Regions from separate parts of the Homo sapiens genome. Here region 1 is linked to region 2. Evidence: chromatin contacts called from ENCODE Hi-C or POLR2A ChIA-PET data. All regions are on one chromosome and are shown on one strand. The core of a region is the stretch at or near the end of the contact, and the rest is flanking DNA. Distances in the headings are between cores, read along the strand shown. Region 1 overlaps SLC38A1 (solute carrier family 38 member 1). Region 2 has its middle 160 kb from the start of SLC38A4.

What was found. Hi-C counts contacts between places; a loop is a spot of excess contacts on that map. ChIA-PET counts read pairs that join two places held with the same protein, here RNA polymerase II (POLR2A). Pooled maps may share reads with other maps.
Region 1: a loop to region 2 is called in a map of ascending aorta, with 2.3 times the contacts of the local background. The contact joins two enhancer-like sites. A Hi-C loop is called at or near these places in 3 of 168 maps with a recorded cell type or tissue (ascending aorta, heart right ventricle and naive thymus-derived CD4-positive, alpha-beta T cell), 3 of 37 single-sample maps with no recorded cell type and 24 of 50 pooled maps. POLR2A ChIA-PET finds 5 or more read pairs at or near these places in 1 of 52 experiments (T-cell).

What each region holds. Positions count from the first base shown.
Region 1 is chr12:46,209,565-46,212,497 of GRCh38, reverse strand. The region is part of intron 5 of SLC38A1 (solute carrier family 38 member 1); the gene reads left to right. Among named protein-coding and RNA genes, the nearest start is that of SLC38A1, 58 kb to the left of the region's middle. Within about 2 kb of position 1,522, at least 25 of the 41 ENCODE cell types and tissues checked have a DNase peak (open chromatin) inside an H3K27ac peak, as active enhancers do; they include ascending aorta, where a contact is called at or near this core.
Region 2 is chr12:46,660,018-46,662,717 of GRCh38, reverse strand. No RefSeq gene overlaps it. Among named protein-coding and RNA genes, the nearest start is that of SLC38A4, 160 kb to the left of the region's middle. Within about 2 kb of position 1,382, at least 15 of the 41 ENCODE cell types and tissues checked have a DNase peak (open chromatin) inside an H3K27ac peak, as active enhancers do; they include ascending aorta, where a contact is called at or near this core.

The DNA of each region.
Region 1 (2,933 bases), core at 273-2,772, 450 kb after region 2:
GATGAACATAAGTCTGAAATATCAACACCTTGGCAGCCCTATTATCAATTGCTGATCTGTAGTCCCCATGTAAGTACGCCTTTTTTAGCAACCAGTTTTTGTCCCAGCCATATTAATACTTGTGGTCAGTGGTTAACAATGTTGAAGCTTAAATTATATCCAGATGAAATTTTAAAAAGGAATCACTTGTGTTCCTCTGTGTTAACACAGGAATCCCAGCATGTGTTTCTCTTCCAGGAAACCATAATTATATGTACAAATATCTACCCGGACAATTAGGGGCATAATCATGCTCTAAATAGAAGTGTTCAAACAAGTCAACACCTTCTCTCCAGTTATTCCTCTTTCTTCTTTCTCTTAGATGTCATGGTTTCTGTGTCTCAAGACATTTATGATTTGATTTTTCTAACCCTTTCTAGGTTCTATTAGAGTCAATTAGACAACATATTCCTTCTTTCTAAGAATCTGAACAAGGAGGTATACTTTTCTAAATTTTAATCCTATTAATGCCAGATTCTTGTATAGGCTAAAGTATTCTTAGAATTTTACTTTTACAGTTTGCCTCTTAGTGATCTGATAGAAAAGGGGGTTTTGCTTTATATTAATTTTCAGTCTTGGAAGAGAAGATCTACATTTGGGAAAGGACTAAGAAGAGATCCTTTGCAGATCAGACAGTTAAAGGCAAAAACTATCAGACTCTAAGTACTCTGGGGTGCAATGTTACGTCTCTTAAACATGGGAGGGGGTTGTTTTCACCACTGTGGGAGCACCTCATTCTGTTGTGTTTAAGTGGGGGGAAGAAGATAAGTGAACACTACTAAAATCTTCCCTAATCAACACTTTTCTCCGGCTTGAAAAGGGGGGATAGCAGTTTATGATGCTCAAAGGGCCAGATGCCACTGAGCATCATCTGCAAAGAGATTCAACACATAGATTGTGTTAAGACACAACCATGTGCAAGAACCGCGTGGTTGCAGAGGCTACTGACTGAGGGAACACAGCAAATGTTTCCTTAGAATGTTTCTTTTGCTAATAAATACCAAGTTCTCCAGGGTTAGGGCCTTTTGTAAATAATTGTGTAGATATTCATAATTATCCCCTCCTGCTAGGCACATAGATAGTTCCTACAAGGTCATACTCTTTATACATTAGCCTTGGGCCCATGGGAAAATCCCTTTGGTCCTAGCAGAGTAGACCCAACAGGGCACATAGTCATTCCAGAATAGCATCTGGCTCATCCTAAGATGTCACTCATTTTACTCCACTAGGAAGCCTGTGCTCTTCTGTGCCACACGGAAATCCTCTAGGGCCTGTCACATGTTCGTGTAGAAGTGGCTACTTAGCATTGTGTCCCTCAAAACAAGTGAACTCTGCAAGAAACCGAAAGCTTGCTTCTTTGACATAAATATTGCTTATCTTACTTGACGGGAAAAAAAATCATGCCACAATTAGGTCCCATATCTTATTCTGTGGCAGAGCATATCAAATCCTGTTCCATTACGTATCTCAGAACTACTGGGTTGGCTAATAAATGCTTGCTGTCCGTTTCTCACATCCCTCAACCTGAAGAGATAAGAGACCTACCCTCTTAATCAGTGTATTAGTCCATTTTCATGCTCCTGATAAAGACATTCCTGAGACTGGGTAATTTATAAAGAAAAAGAGGTTTAACAGACTCACAGTTCCACGTGGCTGGGGAGGCCTCACAATTATGGCGGAAGGCGAACAACACATTTTACTTGCCCGCAGACAAGAGAGAATTGAGAGACAAGTGAAAGGGGTTTCCCCTTATAAAAAAACCATCAGATCTTATGAGACTTATTCACTACCACAAGAACAGTATGAGAGAACTGCCCCCATGATTCAATTATCTCCCACCGGGTCCCTCCCAAAACACGTGGAAATTATGGGAGTTACAATTCAAGGTGAGATTTCGGTGGGGACACAGCCAAACCATATCAATCAGCCTCCTCACTCAAGGATTTTAGGGAAATAAGTATAGATCTGAATGTACTTCCTTACCAATCATATCTTAACCTAAATTCCTGTTTATTGGCAGATCAGTTGGGCCTCTACCCAAAGTGTTAGGTCTGTTCTTTCTCCTAGTGTTTGTTTTGCCTCTGCTGAGCTCTGCCCCTCTTTTGTTTGCTGGCCAGTTTCTGGCAGTTCATCTGTTCTGCTGTTGACCATTCTGTACTCCTGGTTTATCTCCTCATGGTTGCCCCGTATGCAGGAGAAACAAAACACTGTAGGATCATAGACAGCTGAGGAGCAGTCATTCTGCCTGGGGCCAGGGAAGGCAACTGAGGAGTTGGCATCTGAGCTGGGGCCTAGAGCAGCCTTCAACAGGTGTGCTGGGAGGGGGAAGGGCCAGGAGGAAGCAGCCCACGCAGAGCGAACGGCATGATGTGCCAAGTGCCTCTCAACAGCACTTGGTGGAAAAATAATTGCCTTTCATGACTCAAACATAGAGTCAATTGCAGTTATGTATTGTTCTAGGGATATATTTTCCCACATCAGGAAGTGAGCGGTTTCATCTGGGGACTGGATTTTTTTTCTTCTTTTTTAATAAATAGGCTTTATTTTCAATTATCATGTCTGTTTTAACCAAATGTTTCAGAAATCATCTATATAATCTCCCACATCATTTTAACTGCACTTTTTCTTGAGAAGGGTGTGATAATGACCCAGATGTACTAAAACAAAAACATGAGTTCATCATTCAAAAAAGTCTTTTCATTATACTTGATTGTCAAATTTTCCCACTGGTTACCAAGTGGTGCTTATTCATCTAAGAGGAACCAGGTGCAAAAAAAGTGAATTACATTAGTAGCCCAATATATAGATTTTAAAATAGCCATGAAGTAATAGATGAAAAGAACCCTAGACATCATTTGGCTTGTATCTTTATATTATGGGCAAGGAATCCAGAG
Region 2 (2,700 bases), core at 133-2,632:
TAAATATATTCCTCAAAAGACATCATCTCAAATATCTAGACACCAACCTTTGTCTGGGAAACATATCAGTTTTTCCATTGTTTTTGTGGCAACACTGGACACCCAACTCCACAATTATGAACTGTCACCTCCGTAGCTTGGAGTGGATGAAGAGATAAATCATTCCTTTAATGTCACAAACAGAATTCAGGACTTGGCTAAGTAAAATATGTGATGGTACACAGATTTCGTTATATCTAAAGACAGCCAGCTCAAAAGAGGGTTCTAAGAATATTGGACCAATCAGTTGTCTTCAGCTTGCAAAAGCTGCCTTGCACTGGGCCATCAGTATTACTATTTTGCCCTCAATTACCAGCTATCTTTCTTTTCATAACATGTTAGATAACTTTTAATATTCACCTTCCAAAAATATTCAGTGGTATACCCACCTCAATTTTAGAGTTGACAGAACTGGGGATCAGAAAGAAAGAGAAATACAATGAAGAATATTTTCTCGGTTCTGTATCACTGTGTCTCTGGGGCCTAGAGTATGGTTGGTACTCCATAGATATTTATTGAGTGAATGGTGGAGTGGTGGGGCTAGGATGTAAACCCAGGTGTGTCCAAATAAGGCCAGTTCTTTGTTCATTCTATCCTGTGCCCTCCCAACCCTCACAAAGTCAGAAAGGTCAGAGGCAGCCAAGGTGAGGCAGAAGAGATTCAGTGATCTTGAGGCTCCTTTCCTAATTGCCACTATGCTGTATTTGTGTCTAGAAAATGTCTGTCATCTTGGACTCATGAAACATGAGAATACAGTTAAAAATCAACAAATACAACAACAACAACATTAGGACTAAGGATCAAACATCCTAGTTTCAAATCCTGGCTCTGACTCTTACAACATACCAATCTTTGGCTATGCCACCTAGGCTCCTTGAACCTCCGTTTTCTTATCTCTGTAGATAAGAACCTCTGTTTCTTATTTTAGATGTTGCTAATCTCCTACTCAGAGAGTTAATGAGAAGATGTACTACCTGGCACTTAGTAGGTCCTAAGAATTTGTGTTCATTATAAAACACAAATGAAAGAGACCATGATTATACAGGTCTCCCAGTCTATTTCCTGTGACCAGCTTGTTCATTAATGAGGCCAGTTACCACTAGGGGACACTGAACTAGCAAGAAACTAAGAAAGAATCAGACTGAAGGAGATCCATACACCAGTCAGTATTGGAGCTCCTGGCTTCTCCCTCCTTCAACAGATTGTTGAACTGCAATTGTTCTCATCACAGTCTCACTGTTGTAGAGGGAGCATTTGAGAGAGGGGTACTCTCTCAGGATGACTAAGCAGTCCAAGGCTATAAGGAAAGAATTCTGTTTCAATGCTGTGGTTAGGTAGCAACATTAGTATTTACATATATGTCTCCTCATTGTTGCAACAGCCACAGAAAGATAAGAATCTCTCCACTGAATTTTCTATTAGTGGCAGGTTCTAGACTTAATCAAGTGGTCAGAGACCTCCCTTGGTGTTTTTTCTAATTTCCTGAGACTGAAACTTTTGGCAGCCCATTGTATACGTTTAGCAGGAAAATCCAAGTGAGTTGTATTTGCCTTGCTCATGTGAAAGATATGTTTGTACATATGTCATGTTCTAAATAATGACTTGCACATATCATTGTTTAGAAAAATCCTGTCCTTTGTTCCTTTCTTAACCCTGTACAAAGGAAGATTAAACTTCTTGGAGATGCTCCGGCCGGCATTACCAGAAAAGGAAGTCAGAAATGAGAACTTGAGGCCACCCCTTGCATATTTCTTTAACACAAGACAGAAACATTCACCCTCCCTCTACACTGAATATTATTTCAGAGTTTTCTGCTTGAGATTACAAAATCTTTAACGGCAAAGATAGAATTCTATGACGTAACAACTCAATAAAGGTCCTGTTTCCAAATGCTCCTCCTGATCAGCACAACCATATAATTTATTATGCAGTCGGAGCCATTTTTTAGAGTGAAAGGGGATGCTCATAATGATTATGACAGAGGGGCATAAATTGATGAGTTTGTGATCACTTCATGCTTAATTGTGTTTAGAAACTGTTGAGACATATACAATCTTAACATTTTACCTTTAAAACATTCATCTTAGAAAATATCTTTACATGAGAAGTACTTGTGCTTATTCTGTACAAACAAGGCTGTCTTGATTCTCAGGGCAAGTTAGTATCTGCCTCCTTGCAGATGGGTGGAGTATTCTCTCTCTTGCTCGCTCTCTCTCATTTCTAAGCCTTGGTGAGCCCTTTCTTTAAGCAGTCTCTTTGGCACCAATATTTCTTCTAAAGACTTCCTTCCAAGACCCATTCCCCTCCCAGGCAAACTCTGTGGAATTACTCTTATCTTCTCTCTGTGACTGTTTTGTCTTCTCTATTTAAAAATGTGTCTATGTTATTATAATTCCAAAAATTTTTCTGCTAGTTTTCTATTCTAAACAATAGTTATAATCTATTTTTGCAAGAAGGAAAATTACATATCAATTGTTCAATTAATGTCTTCTAAAAGGTAAAATGTTGCTTCTGTGTGTTTAATATGAATGCAGAAACAGAGAGACAGAGCCTGTCAGCAGAGGAGGTGGATCCTGCCATGGAGACAGGCAGATACCCCGGGTTATATATCGAGGTAAAATTATACACGTGCTCACCAACCGGGTAATTTCCTGTGAACAG